2 separate regions of the Homo sapiens genome follow, and region 2 is linked to region 1. A link is an interaction called in ENCODE POLR2A ChIA-PET data of the cell type or tissue named here. Cell type or tissue: OCI-LY7. All regions are shown on one strand. Each heading gives the region's core, and the rest is flanking DNA. Links, peaks and the distances in the headings are about the cores only.

Evidence for each region. Peaks named below come from ENCODE experiments on the same cell type or tissue, not always from the same donor. Only the 100,000 strongest peaks of a DNase experiment are listed, where the experiment ranks them.
Region 2: POLR2A ChIA-PET joins it to region 1 with 6 read pairs; 1 of 35 experiments calls an interaction of 5 or more read pairs at or near these places.

Annotation. Positions count from the first base shown.
Region 1 is chr19:19,466,612-19,471,611 of GRCh38, forward strand. The region is part of intron 2 of GATAD2A (GATA zinc finger domain containing 2A); the gene reads left to right. Among named protein-coding and RNA genes, the nearest start is that of MIR640, 34 kb to the left of the region's middle. In OCI-LY7, for the core only: no CTCF peak of the experiment used is centred there; a DNase peak (open chromatin) is centred at 2,030.
Region 2 is chr19:19,932,444-19,943,467 of GRCh38, forward strand. It overlaps ZNF93 (zinc finger protein 93), which reads left to right. Exons shown (of 4, transcript NM_031218.4): 4 at 739-3,132. The coding sequence ends at 2,375. It overlaps LOC124904665 (a long non-coding RNA gene), which reads right to left. Exons shown (of 3, transcript XR_007067170.1): 1 at 7,292-11,024; 2 at 7,123-7,219; 3 at 6,075-6,240. Among named protein-coding and RNA genes, the nearest start is that of ZNF93, 37 kb to the left of the region's middle. In OCI-LY7, for the core only: no CTCF peak of the experiment used is centred there; a DNase peak (open chromatin) is centred at 5,148.

The DNA.
Region 1 (5,000 bases), core at 1-5,000:
GGACTTCAGAGATCATCTGGTGTTCACAGCGTTTAAAATGGGAAGATAAATGGGAAAACCCAAGCCTGCTCCTGTTGACAAAGCCTCCTAGTCTGAGGAAATATACTTTGTAGTCCTGCTGTCCAAAGAGGGCTTTTCTGTCTGACTCTGCTGTCTGCAGTCCCCATTCTAAAACCAAGGTCCTCTTCTAAAGTTCCAGAAATAAAACTATAGGTCCAAGTCTCCTTTTCCTTTCTCTATGTTTTCAGCCAGAGACCAGTCCATGACAGCTCAGCAGGGGTGAGCAGTGAGGGGCTGGTGTGGAGTCAGGGCAGGAAGAGGAGGAGTCCATGTTCATGGGAATCTGCAGTCCATGTGCATGGGGTCCCTTGTGCATTCCTGGGTTGCTGACATGCATTTTCTCCTGTAATCACCATGTTCCCCTGCAGGGTAGGTCAGTGGATTGTGAGGGAGAAGTTAAGTGTTAAAGAAACTCAGAGTTCAGCTGGGCGCGGTGACTCACGCCTGTAATCCCAGCACTTTAGGGGGCCGAGGCGGGTGGATCACAAGGTCAGGAGATTGAGACCATCCTGGCTAACACGGTGAAACCCCATCTCTACTAAAAATACAAAAAAATTAGCTGGGTGTGGTGGCGGGTGCCTGTAGTCCCAGTGACTTGGGAGGCTGAGGCAGGAGAATGGTGTGAACCTGGGAGGCGGAGCTTGCAATGAGCCGAGATCGCGCCACTGTACTTCAGCCTGGGGAAAGAGTGAGACTCTGTCTCAAAAAACAAAAAAATATTGCTAGCACCTCTGAAGCCCCCTCATGCTTGCTTGCTGCCACTGTCTTCCAAGGGTAATCACTTTCTTGACAATATGGATTAGTTTTTCCTGCTTTGGTACTTTAAATAAGTGGGATTATATACTATGTACCTTTTATCTTCCTGCTTTCACTCAGCATTGTGAGATTTACCCATATTGTTGTGCATACCAGTAGTTAATCCATTTTCATTGCTGTATAGTATTTTGTTTATAGAGTTTCTATTTGGGTATTTTTCAAAACTACCTTTTTTTCTTTCATGCTAACTTATTACCATCTTATGACCGAATCTGGGCATATTGAAAGCTAGAGGCAGTTTCTGATGGCTTCTAGGAGAGAGAATTTCCTTTTTCTTTAGTGGCTGGTGAATTGGAATCATCAAGAAATATATATGTTTGCATGTGTGTGTATAGTGTACATATTGCTATGTTGGATGATTTGGAGCATGCAGAGGCAGATACAGTAGTAGAATCAGCTTTCTGCCTCCATCTTTTACTCCGCTCCCTGTCGCTCTTTAACTCAGCAGTTTTTCTCTCTCAGTCTCCCAACTTGTGTGAGTGTTTTATATTCTACATAAATTGAGGGTGGAGGGCAACTTCTGGTTGTGTTGAATGAGGAGATTGGCAGAATTGACAAAAGCAAAATGAAACAATCTCAGCATTCTGGAAAAATTGAGCAGGGGCATACAACAATCTGAGAAGTATTTATGCCTGTAACTGCTGAATTTCAGGTGAGAACAGTGAGACTGTATGGCATTTGGCCTGGAGCTATTCCTATGCCCTCTCCCATCTGTTTGGTAAAGAGGTTCTGTCCAGCCACTGTCAGCTTTGAGGACCAACAGCTTCGCTGTGTGGGTGAAAAGGAGGACTGTTCATTTTAGAGTGGTAGCAACCCTGCCTGTGGTCTTGTAGATGAGAGTGACAGTCTTGGAGATGGGCAAGTGGGGAGACACAGCGGCTCTGTTTTAGCCCAAGGTTGGGGCAAGATAGAAAAACTATTTGAAGAAATAATGGGCAAAAACATACTTGAGGAGAAACTCATCCAGGAATCCCAACAAACCCTAAATAGCATAAGTACAAAGAGATCTTGACCTAGATACATCATAGTCAAACTGTAGAAAGCCAAAGAAAAGAAGAAAATCTTGAAAGTAGCAAAAGAAAAACAACTCAGCACATCTGGGGAGCATTAATAAGATGAACAGCTGACTTCTGACTCGAGACAATGGAAACAAAAAGGAGTTGAATGATGTTAAAAGTATCCAAAGAAGAAAACTGCCAACCCAGAATTCTATACCAGTAAAAACAGTCCTTCAAAAATGAAAGCAAAAAAGACATTGTCAGGTAAACAAGACTGAAGGAATCCATTGCTGGTAGACCTGCCAGTTCTTCAGCCTGAAAATAAATGACACGTTGGCAGCTTGAGTCTATGAGAAGAAATAAAGAACACTGGAAATGGTAAATGCATGGGTTAACTGGAAAGACTTAACTAGTTCTGCAGTCTGGAAGCCAACCAAAGGCTTTGAATGATTTGTTGGGTTTATAATATCCACAGATAAAATATATGTCATATTAGTACAAAAGATGGGGAATTAAATGGAGCAATATTGGAGCAAAATTTCTGTATCTTACTGGAATCAAGTTAGCATCAGTCTTATATAGATTGTGATTAAGATGCTTACTGTAATGCCTAGAGCAGCTCTGAACAAAATAACTTTAAAATATAGTTTTTTAAAAAAATCAGGGCTGGGCACAGTGGCTGACTCCTGTAATTCCAGCACTTTGGGAGGCTGAGGCAGGTGGATCACAAGGTCAGGAGACCAAGACCATCCTGGCTAACGCAGTGAAACCCCGTCTCTACTAAAAATACAAAAAAATTAGCCTGGCATGGTGGTGGGCACCTGTAGTCCCAGCTACTTGGGAGGCTGAGGCAGGAAAATGGTGTGAACCTGGGAGGCGGAGCTTGCAGTGAGCCAAGATCGCGCCACTGCACTCCAACCTGGATGAAAGAACGAGACTCCATCTCAAAAAAAAAGAAAAAAAGATCATCAGAATTAAAGTTATACACTAAAAAATATTTAACACGAAAGAAGGCAGTTTCTTTATTCACTGAGAAATAAAGGAACAAACAAGAGGACATGTAGAAAACAAAATGGCAAATGTCAATCCAGCCATGTCAATAATGCAGTAACTGTGAAGGATCTAAATACCTCAATCAAAAGGCAAGGACTATCAGATAGTGTAAAGAAGCAAGATTCAGGCTGGGCGCAGTGGCTCACGCCTGTAATGCCAGCACTTTGGGAGGCCAAAGTGGGCGGATCACAAGGTCAGGAGTTTGATAGCAGCCCCTGGCCAATATGGTGAAACCCCGTCTCTACTAAAAATACAAAAATTAGCCAGGCGTGGTGGCACGCACCTATAGTCCCAGCTACTTGGGAGGCTGAGGCAGGAGAATCACTTGAATCCGTGAAGCGGAGGTTGCAGTAAGCTGAGATGGTGCCACTGCACTCCAGCCTGGGTGACAGAGCTCCGTCTGTCTCAGAAAAAAAAAAAAAGAAGCAAGATTCAGCTTAATTATATGTTGTTTATAAGTGACGCCCCTTAGATTCAAGGAATAATACAAAAGGATGGAAAAAGAGGTACCATAAGTAACCGCTTGAGAGCTGGAGTAACTGTATTAATAAGAGATAAAAGACACTTTAAGACCAAAAAATTACTAGAGCCAAACTGCGACTTTATTTTTTTTTTTGTTTTTTTTTTTTTGAGACAGAGTCTCACTCTGTCACCCAGGCTGGAGTGCAGTGGCACGATCTCCACCTCGTGGGTTTCAGTGATTCTCCTGCCTCAGCCTCTTGAGTAGCTGAGACTACAGGTGCCCGCCACCACGCCCAGCTAATTTTTTGTATTTTTAGTAGAGGCAGGGTTTCACCATGTTGGCCAGGCTGATCTTGAACTCCTGACCTCGTGATCCGCCCGCCTCACCCTCCCAAATTGCTGGGATTACAGGCGTGAGCCACTGTGCCCAGCTGCGACATTTCATATGATATTTCAGGAAGACATAACAGTCAGCAGAGCCCCCAAATACCTGAAAACATAAACTTGATAGGATTGATGGAAATTAATCAGTTATAGTTAGAGATTTCAATATCCCACTCTCAATAATTGGTAGAACATCTAGACAAAATTGGCAAGGTATGGAGGACTTGAAGAACATTATTAACTCACTTAGCCTGACATCTGTAGAATACCTGGTGAATGCAGAATACATCCTCCCAATTGTAGGTGAACGTTCTCTGTTGATCATACATTGGACCATAAAACAAGGCTCCAGTATAGCTGTAAAAAACAAAAAAAAAAGGAAGTAACAAGTGTTGAGGAGGAAGTGTAGAAACTGGAATTCCTCATACATTGCTGGTAGGAATGTAAAATAGCCCAGATAGTTTCTTACAGAGTTAGTTGTAAACTTACCGTATGACTTAGCAATTTATCCAAGAGAAATGAAAATGTGTCCACACAGACAGGTACACCTGCAGCAGCATGATTCATACTGGTCGAAAAGTAGAAGCAGGGCCAGGCACAGTGGCTCACGCCTGTAATCCCAGCACATTGGGAGGCCGAGGCAGGCGGATCACCTGAGGTCAAGAGTTTGAGACCAGCCTGGCCAACATGGTGAAACCCCGTCTCCACTAAAAATACAGAAATTTGCCTGGTGTGGTGGCGTGCACCTGTAGTCCCAGCTACGTGGGAGGCTGAGGAGGGAGAATTGTTTGAACCTGGGAGGCAGAGGTTACAGTGAGCCGAGATCGTGCCGCTGTACTCCAGCCTGGTGACAGAACAAGACTGTCTCAAAAAAAAAAAAAAAAAAAGTGGAAGCAACCCAGTGTCCCATGGATAAAACAAACCTGCTACCTCTATATACCAGATTACTGTTCAGCTTTATAAACTACTCATGTGTGCCATAACATGGCTGAATCTCAGACTTGCCACGCTAAGGAGGATACAGCAGATGCAGGGACTACTTGTTGTATAGTTTCACTTACAGGGCATGTCCCCCCAAAAAGCAAATTTATTTGAGAGATGGAAAGTGACCAGTGGTTGACTAGGACAGGGCTGGGGGTGGGTGGGAGCAGTGATTAACAACACATGGGCACGTTTTGGGAAGATGGAAATATTTTAAAATTGTATCGTGGTGATGATTGCACAAAT
Region 2 (11,024 bases), core at 3,103-8,102, 470 kb after region 1:
CAATCTCTGTCTTTTTGCGGCTGGGTCACTTTATTTTGCATAATGTCATCAATATTTATCTTAATAGTTGTTACAGTATTTTCTGCTTTTTGAAAACTGAGTGATAATTCCTGTACTTTTGTGTCTACTGAATGATTTGGTGACACAAATTTCGATTACTTTTACCTAGTGGCTTGCAGTAACAATGCTACAATAATTATGTGAAAGTTAATGTAATATATTTGCTGCATTCTGTTTTATTAGTCTACTTTTTCACCTTTATACTCATACCAAATTATTTTAATTCTGTAGCTTTTTGATGTGTTTTGAAATCAGAAATGGTATTGCCTGTAACATTGTTCCTGTTTTTGAAGATTGCTGGGTACTTTATTGTCTGTTTGGATTCCATATACTTTTAAATTTGTTGTTTTTATTTCTTTGAAAATGCTGTGAGTCATTTGAAAGACATTGCATTAAATCTGTAGATTAAATTGAGCAGTAAAGACATCTTCAAAATATTGTTTTTCAATTGTTTGTTTTTGAGATGGAGTTAAATTTACCTGCCTTACCAGTTACATTTGTGCCATTTTGGTTTGTATGTTTTTGTTACATTTATATGTTCAGGAAGACATTACAGCTTGTGGTATTTTACTATGTCATCTTAGTTATGTAGTTTGTATAATTTTATAGGTTAGATTTGTAAAGTATATTTATCTGAGTCTAGCAATTGAAGTAATGTGTTTTTATTGTTTCTTTCAGTTATATGTTCTCATTTTGCCCAAGATCTTTGGCCAGAGCAGAACATAAAAGATTCTTTCCAAAAAGTGATACTGAGAAGATATGAAAAACGTGGACATGGAAATTTACAGTTAATAAAAAGGTGTGAAAGTGTAGATGAGTGTAAGGTGCACACAGGAGGTTATAATGGACTTAACCAGTGTAGTACAACTACCCAGAGCAAAGTATTTCAATGTGATAAATATGGGAAAGTCTTTCATAAATTTTCAAATTCAAATAGACATAATATAAGACATACTGAAAAAAAACCTTTCAAATGCATAGAATGTGGCAAAGCTTTTAACCAGTTCTCAACCCTTATAACACATAAGAAAATTCATACTGGAGAGAAACCCTACATTTGTGAAGAATGTGGCAAAGCCTTTAAGTACTCCTCTGCCCTTAATACACATAAGAGAATTCATACTGGAGAGAAACCATACAAGTGTGATAAATGTGACAAAGCCTTTATTGCATCCTCAACCCTTAGTAAACATGAGATCATTCATACTGGAAAGAAACCCTACAAGTGTGAAGAATGTGGCAAAGCTTTTAACCAATCCTCGACACTTACTAAACATAAGAAAATTCATACTGGAGAGAAACCCTACAAATGTGAAGAATGTGGCAAAGCTTTTAACCAATCCTCAACACTTACTAAACATAAGAAAATTCATACTGGAGAGAAGCCCTACGTTTGTGAAGAATGTGGCAAAGCCTTTAAGTACTCCCGTATCCTTACTACACATAAGAGAATTCATACTGGAGAGAAACCATACAAGTGTAATAAATGTGGCAAAGCCTTTATTGCATCCTCAACCCTTAGTAGACATGAGTTCATTCATATGGGAAAGAAACATTACAAATGTGAAGAATGTGGCAAAGCCTTCATTTGGTCCTCAGTCCTAACTAGACATAAGAGAGTTCATACTGGAGAGAAGCCCTACAAATGTGAAGAATGTGGCAAAGCCTTTAAGTACTCCTCTACCCTTAGTTCACATAAGAGAAGTCATACTGGAGAGAAACCCTACAAATGTGAAGAATGTGGCAAAGCCTTTGTTGCATCCTCAACCCTTAGTAAACATGAGATCATTCATACTGGAAAGAAACCCTACAAGTGTGAAGAATGTGGCAAAGCTTTTAACCAGTCCTCATCCCTTACTAAACATAAGAAAATTCATACTGGAGAGAAACCCTACAAATGTGAAGAATGTGGCAAAGCTTTTAACCAGTCCTCTTCCCTTACTAAACATAAGAAAATTCATACTGGAGAGAAACCCTACAAATGTGAAGAATGTGGCAAAGCTTTTAACCAGTCCTCAACCCTTATTAAACATAAGAAAATTCATACTAGAGAGAAACCCTACAAATGTGAAGAATGTGGCAAAGCTTTTCACCTATCCACACACCTTACTACACATAAGATACTTCATACTGGAGAGAAACCTTATAGATGTAGAGAATGTGGCAAAGCTTTTAACCATTCTGCAACCCTTTCTTCACATAAGAAAATCCATTCTGGAGAGAAACCATACGAGTGTGATAAATGTGGCAAAGCCTTTATTTCACCCTCAAGCCTTAGTAGACATGAGATAATTCATACTGGGGAGAAACCCTAGAAGTGTGAAGAATGTGGCAAAGCCTTCAAGTGGTCCTCACACCTTACTATACACTGAGAGTTCTGAACTTACTCTGTAACCATCCCAAACTCCTCCCAGGCACAGTCTGGCAGAGGTCCTGCCATTTCGGAGACCTGGAGGAAGTGGCCCATTTACAGCCATGTAGGCAGGCCTGCAGACCTTGGCCTTTACTACGGTACCTGAAGTGGTTCAATGACTCAGTTTCAGTTACCTGAGCCACAGCTTAAGGTCAGTTCTGCCTATATAGAAACCCACACAGTTAACCTGAGGAAATGCTCTCTGGTACTCACTGAAAGCCACACTCATCCACATCCTGATACAAGGCCCACCATATGCAGACCTGACTGCCAAAACATGCCCTAGTGTCTGCCGTACAGAGTGAAGTCCTGAAGGATATTTAGTCTGTCCAAAACTAAAATGAAGATTTCAACTCCCCAACCCCCTCTAACAAGCCAGCTAAAGGTGGACTATAGTGCAGACCCAGCAACCTTGTGACCAGGCTAAAACCCCTCATCACTACAAATTCAGAGGGCATCTCATCACCCTAAGGGCCCAACGAAAGATCTTTACCTTCTAACATCAGTTTATGAAAACTTGAAAAGGTGTTTGCTCCATCAAATTCAGACACCAGTACAAAACTATATTATGCCCATTGTCTGGTTCTATTTTAATGTAGCACTGGAAGTGTGTGGCAGAAGAATTAGTCAAAGAAATAAAAATAGCCATTGAAATTGAAGAAAAATGTTGCTGTTTGTAGATCATACAATCTTATATTTGAAAAACCTTAAACAGTACATTAAAACCCGTCTAAACTAATAAATACACTCAGTAAATTAACAAAATATAAAATCAACATACATGTATATGTATGGTTTTATACACTTAAACTATCTAATTAAACAGAGGAACACACTGGGCACTTTGGCTCACGCCTGTAATCCCAGCACTTTGGGAGGCCAAGGCGGGTGAATGATCTGAGGTCAGGAGTTACAGATCAGCCTGGCCAACATGTTGAAATCCCATCTCTACTAAAAATACAAAAATTAGCTGGGAATGGTGGCTAGCACCTGCAGTCCAAGCTAGTTTGGAGGCTGAGGGAGGAGAATTGCTTGAATTTGGGAGGTGGAGGTTGTGGTGAGCAGAGATCGTGCCATTGCACTCCAGCCTGGGCAACAGTGCCAGACTCCATCTGAAAAAGAAAAAAAAAAGAAAATCGTATTTACTATAGCATTAAATAATAAATGTCTGGCCAGGCCTGGTGGCTCATGCCTGTAATGTCAAGGTGGGCGGATCACAAGGTCAGGTGATCGAGACCATCTTGGCCGTGGTGAAACCCCATCTCAACTAAAATATAAAAAATTAGCTGGGCATGGTGGTGCATGTCTGTAGTTTCAGCTAATTAGGACTGAGGCAGGAGAATCGCTAGAACCCAGGGAGGTGGAGGTTTCAGTGAACTGAGATCATGCCACTGCACTCCAGCCTGGAGAAAGAGCAAGACACTTTCTCAAAAAATAAATACATAAATCTCTGAGAAAATAACCAAAAAGGTAAGAAATCTTTACAATAAAAATATCAATAAAAAATTAGAGAAAATCCAAATAAATATAAAACATTTTATCTCTGGGTTGAAAGTAAATATCATTAAAGTGCCGTATTATCCAAAGTTATCTACAGATTCAATAAACTTCCTATCAAAACTTGCAGTGGTATTTCTTTCACAATAATGGAAAATACTATTTTAAAATTTATGTGAAACTAAAAATTTGAATAGCCAAAGCAATCTTGAGGAAAAAAAAAGCAGAAGGATATCATACTTATAATGTCAAGCTGTATTTCAAGACTGTATTCTAATAAAAACCAAATGGATTGTGCAAAAAAATGAGCAAAAATGCAACAGAAACTAACACATATTTCAGACATGATGAAAAAAACTTAATAGTTTATCAAAATCATGCAGATATTTGTGTGTCCCCAAAACAATAGAAAAGCAGCCAGATTGTGCAGTCTCTTATATACCATGAAGAGGACTTTGGCTCTCACTGTGAACTTGAAGGAAGTTCACTGAAAGAAAAGTAGAATCCTTAGAGAATTTAAAAGCATAAGACAGAAGATGCCCCTTTGTGAGAGCAAAATTTAGAAACAAAAAAAACAGCTGCTCAGGAAATATTTCCTTTGGAATACAACTTCCAAATTAGATTTTAAGAACTGGTTTTCTCTTTGACTTTGAGACTTCTTACCTGTGTTTTCCGTTGTATTCATTTTCACTCATACCTACCTGGGGGGTTGGCAATCATCTCATGTCTCTTCAGAGCCAAAGGTTTTTTTCCCTGCTCCAGATGAGTGATCAGGTCTGGCTTAGAGACAACAATACTGTTGTATTAAGAATAAATAACATGAATCGTGCTCATATTCTCCAATTACAAGCTAGTAATGTGTTCAGTAGAGAGGATGTGATAAAATATTCTAGTAAATTAATTACAAAATACTAATCTATAACAAATTTCTAAATATTTAGAAAATGCTTTCAATTTGTAGGTTTCTTAATTTTACTATCTAATACTACTGAATCAAAAATTGGTGGCAATTAGATTTTCAGGTGGGGGCAAGAATACTTTGTCACTAAATTTTTGGAATTACCACTAATTTAGAGTGAATTATACAGCTCAAATCAGGAATGTGGAAAGTTTGGATTAAGATGAAACATCTTGAAGAGACTTTTCTGCATGAGCAAATTTTGAAGATTTTCTGAAAAAAGGGGATCTGAAACTCTTTTATGCAAAGAATAGATTACTAAAAAGTTCTACATAAAAGAGAAATAAAACCTTTAGGGTATATTATGAATTATGTCTTAAAGTTATCCTCAACAAGAAAGACCATATTTCCATAGTTCTCTAACATCACATTCGTATACAACTTCCGCTGTACAGTGTCCAGGCAATGCCACTCCTCCAGAGATAATTCTATGGCCACATCTCTAAATTGCAATGGTCCCTGAAGAACACACACATTTTTACCAAGTGGCCAGGTGTGGAATTTTTAATTTGACTTAAGGTGAAATGAGAGAGTAAAGAGAAGTGGTTCTGACTTATAGCACTGACTAAAATTATCCAATAAAATAATTTTCAAAACAGAAATATTATTCTCTAACTATGATAAAAAAAAAAAAGCACCATAAGATCCAGAACAACAGTTCATATATTTTATTTTTCTAGATAATAAAGTATAAAATTAAGGGCATGAACACGAACATGTACATTTTTGAGTGCTATATTTACATCATACGGAATGAGTTGTGAATATTTTTCAGATGGAAAAGACATTCACTTAGGCATTTCTCAAATTTATTATGTACAATAAGCTGAAGACCTTATGCAGGTTTTTTTTTTTTTCCAAGAAGATCTGGAGTAAGTCTGATTTACGTATTTATTTCCTTTTCTTTTTTATTTGAGACGGAGTTTCATGCTTGTTGCCCAGGCTTCTGTGCAGTGGCATCATCTTGGCTCACGGCAGTGTCCCCCTCCTGGGTTCAAGCAATTCTCCTGCCTCAGCCTCCTGAGTAGTTGAGATTACAGGCATGTGCCTCCACGCCCAGCTATTTTTGTATTTTTAGTAGAGACAGGGTATTCTCCATGTTGGTCAGGCTGGTCTCAAACTCCCAACCTCAGGTGATCTGCCTGCCTTGGCCTCCCAAAATGCTGTGATTACAGGCATGAGCCAGGGCTCCCCGCTGATTTTTTGAATTTCTAACAAGCTTACCAGTAATGCTAACGTTTTTGGCCTAATAAGGATATTTTGTCAAAGATCCAGTAAGTGGTAGAGCCTGTGTTTTCCCAGTTTTTCTAGCCTGTAAACAAAGATAAGAGCCTTCATTTTCTAAAGAAAAATATGTAGAAAAAATAAAAGGAGAACTGCCAGATTAAATGTGATCACTTGTGTAGAGCAGCTGCATAAAGATAATTATGAAGAGAAAAATAGTTATCTCTACAGTGAAAAAAATCAATCAGCTATTTCACCAAGTGAATCATTAACCATTAACTGCACTAGGACAAATTTTTATGATGTGCTACTGCACACAGAAGAACACAGCATCACTGTTGAAATATTCCTCCCCAAAACAGTAAACTAGTCTGAATTTAACCATAAACAACAGTTTATGCAAACTTCAAAATACAGGTAACTCCTATGTTCTGTAATTTTTAGTAGGAATTTTAATTAGGCTTCATTTAGCACCCTAGAGAGCAAGTATCTCCTAATAATTTTTTTCAGAACTTTCTGGGTAATAAATGCCATTCCATTTAAATCAGCATTTTCTTAATCCTCTTCTGCATAGAGCTAATGGAACACACAGCTGGAGCCTCAACATTACATGTTCTCCATCTTTACTAAGGGCCACAGTTTTCCCCAATAGAAACCTTGAGTATCCACATCTTTCCATGTTCAACAGCCACAAAGGGAACATTTTTAATATTGCAGGTCATAAATTCTTGCGGAGCATTCTGCATGGCATATAAGAAGCTATGACGTACAGAATGTAGAGAAGTCTGTGGGACATAGGACAGAAACGTTTTCCAGAGACCCTTGACTATCATAAGAATTTTAAGAAGTAGTTAAACCAAACTCCTTAGGGAGGAAAAACACAAGTAGAGAAGTAAAGGTTTGTGAGTACTAAACGCATGGCAGTCCAGGAGGCAGAGTGGACACAGCTCTTCATCTGACACATGTTTACCTGAAGAAAAGCCATTTTTTTCTTTCTCCTCCTCCTCTGGAATTCCTTCTCAGATGAGATTCTCTGGACAAGTTACACCTGCATATGGAGAATATGCCTTTAAAGGTGTCAGTACCACATTTACCTGCTAGTATGACATCAACTGGCAGAAAAAGAAAAATTCACTTACTGCTGTCTTTTAAACAGAATAGATTCAGGAATAATGAGCTGCTCCATGAAGACAAAAATATAAGCTTCTCCTTTCCTGTCCTCAGGTGCCCTCCCCTGCCAGAGACTCCAGCAATTTCTGCTACAGTAATGGAAATATGCACCACACTGACCTGTCCCTACCAAACCCAAACAGAACAGGCCCTGTGACCACCCTTTAGTGCAAAGGTGGAACTTAACTCTCGAAAATGTATTTTGAAGCCTTCATACTTGATTCTGGCCTCACCTTAGAGTCACATGAGGCCCTTCATTAAAACAACATGGATCCTTCCACCCAGAACAATAAACAGAAGCTGTGGGGAGGGCACAAGTATAAATCACTTGGTAATTTTGGTCCCACATTATGTAAGGTGATTCTGCAGGTTTGAAAAGGGTTTATGAAAGAGTGTTTTAAACAAGTCTCCTGTCAATGCTGATGTTGCTCCCCCTTGGCTCATTATTAGCATTAGAGAAAGCAGGCAGAGCACAGGGTCCCTTACACTTAACACCCTTCTCACAACCAAATACTTGTCGTGCAAATAAGGACAACCCATCTCCATCCTAAAGTTTTATATTCTTTGCTGGCTCTTTAAGTTTATAGAGGAAACAGAAGGCAGCAATGTTTGAATAAGTCTGGGTTTAAAAAACAACATGTACACATGTACTACTGCAATGTTTATTAAGCAAGTACTATGTGCTCAAGAGTATGATACAGAGCACTGTGCTGGGCATAACACATTATGTGATTTAATTCTCATAATACCCTGGGAGCTAGTACTAAGGGTTTAGGAATTTTCAGGATTTAGATAAAGGGCCCAGCATTTTTATTCTTCTGTTTCTCTGTCATCAAATTTTTTAAAAAGTTGTAAGAAATAAAAGCTAAATATAGACAGATAGAAAAGATATAGAAAGGATGAGTTTAATGCAGTTTAGAGAAAATTTTATTCTGTTTATGTTTACTTTTTTGTTACTTGGGGAGCAATTACTGGATCTGCAGGAATAGAAAACAAGTTGCTAAATAGAATGTCTCTGCAAGCACTGGTTTTAATAGAAAACTTAAAAGCTAAGACTCTATAATACATACTTTATTTTTCCCATTCATCTGCTTTTGGGTTTCAGGAAATTGTGAGCACCAGCTCTAGAAAGGCAGCAGGATTCACCAGCCAAAACTCTTGATCTCTACTAATCAGTTCTGAGAGCAAGACTCCAGGGTATGGTCAGACCTAAATAAGGCCTTCAAAAAGAATATATGTAAACAAGTCTGGGGCAGTGTGAGGACCCTATGTAGAATTCTGTTCTCTATGTCACTGGGGTACTACCAGATTTGTTTCTTCTAAATGTCCTAAAAGAAACTTAAATCCAACAGTTTCTGTAATTTAAATATTTTCTAGCCACTGCCCTGTCAACTTTATACTATATACTAATATGCAATTTAAACAAACCCCTTAAGGTTTTCTAGGGTAATTTTATTGGAAAATAAATATCGTACACTTAACAAGTGAAAGAAATAGAAATTATACAGCCGGATGTGGTGGCTCACGCCCATAATCCCAGCACTTTGGGAGGCTGAGGCAGGTGGATCACGAGGTCAGGAGTACAGGACCAGCCTGATGAGATGGTGAAACCTCGTCTCTACTAAAAGTACAAAAATTTGCCAGGTGCAGTGGCATGTGCCAGTAATCCCAGCTACTCGGGAGGCTGTGTCAGGAGAATCACTTGAACCTGGACAGCAGAGGTTGCAGTGAGCTGAGATCATGCCACTGAACTCCAGCCTGGGACACAGAGTGAGACTCCATCTGGACATCCTCAAATGCCTCAAAGACACCTAGGTGATTGTGAGAGATTCCCAGTGATCTGGGGCTGATGGCCCAATAATAAGCCAGGCTGGAGACTTAGGCTGATTCTACATAGAAAATGGAAGTGCCCTAGTGGAGCTCCTGAACCTGGATCACCTGTTCTGATTTTCTAGCTCTTGAAAGAAAGAACAAAAATACTCTACTCCAGTATCACATTTTACAGGTAAATGTAGTTGTGGTCATGGCTCTGGATACTTTGGGGCCTTGATCTCTTACTCCTAAGATGCTTATTTACACTGACAGATTCTGCCCTCAGATTCTATTTCCTTCTGGAGCCTCTCACATAACTGTAGCAGGTCAATGAACAAGATGTGAAAAATCTCAAAGAGCCACACTCCCAAATGGAGGCTATGTCTATGTTTACATTTCACAACGCAGAAAATATCTTTTGTTTGTTTCTGTACATTCTCAATCAAAAGTCCGGCCCTGTTTTGTAAATCCAAGGCAGAGGCCAGACCTTATTGGCAGATTCTAGGCAGGATCCACCTGGATTTGCATCCTTTGGTGTTACAGAAAGTGAAGCACAATCAAAGGAGAGATCCCCTCATAGAGTCTGCTCTAGCACATTCTAAATGATAAATCTACATGAAAAAAAGAGAAAAAGCTGACACAACATGAATATAAGTAGACACTTTATTTTGGTCAAACTTAAGAATTATAACCTGGGAGCAAAGATTCAAGTTGCCTGGAATCTACAGTTTGATTAGCAGCAGTTACAAGAGGATTTGTAATGACAACAAGAGAGGGACAGAGAGTGGGCTGATACAAAGTTGATTGTTAGAAATTTTTATTTATTTACAGAAATAACTGATTATTGATGAGATATATATTGTATATATATGGTTATGGTTTAGGGTACGGGATATAGTGTCCAATGTGGCATTATTAGTTTATAGCTACTTGGGGCAATAGTGTACAGTTTCAAGAGATGAATACATATTTCAAATGGGGAAGACAGGCGTAACTACACTTGCATTTTAATGTCTCTCTGAGTTTGATAACCAAAGGACTTGCATTTTCCAGATAAAAGTTTTTTATTTCCCAAATCTCAAGACCTGGATTCAAAATTTGGAGCTGCAGATTTAGAACCTGAACGGCTGGAGTAGCAGCGGGTGTTAACTGCAGATTTGTGAGCATTTCAGCAAGAGGAGGAAGGGGAAAGTGGAGATTCTGTCTACATGTCTACTCAATGCACACATGTTACTCTGATTGGGTTTTTGGGCCCCGTGGTGTCTGAATCAGTTTCAGGTATGAAGATACAATGATTGATTGGTGCCCCGTGGAGTTTGTAGAAATCTGGACCTAACCTCTCTAGAAGTGACTGTAGAGGATTATAGATACCATATAGGCAGAGACACAATTCTGCCTGCATATTTAGGGGACAGTGTGCACTTTGTAGCACAGGTGTGAGTTGACTGGAAGTCTGAGAGGGAAAGTCCCCTCTAGAGTAAATTCTGGTTTTCACCTTATGTGTTTATATCATGTCTGCTAATTCTAGACCATGCTTGGAAACAATAATTAAAAGAAAAATTTTCTCCAGCCTCAGAGAAACTCCACAATAATAAGATAGAAAGAAAACATTTTATTACACAATTGAACTTGAATGTGACATGCATCATAGTCAATCTGCTTAAGAGACTGCAAAGACAGAAGGATGGTCACCAAAATTAGTCCACAAGTAGAAGAATTTCCAGCACCATGTCATACATAATTCATCCTAAATTCATCTGGAGATTGAAGAGGCCATCTGTGTATGCTAATTGCTTATATTCAATGACAAATAAACTTTTCCCATCTTCATAGCAGGAGGTAGCTTAGCAGCTTGAAGCCAGGTGCCTGCTGAAGGTAAGATTTCACTCT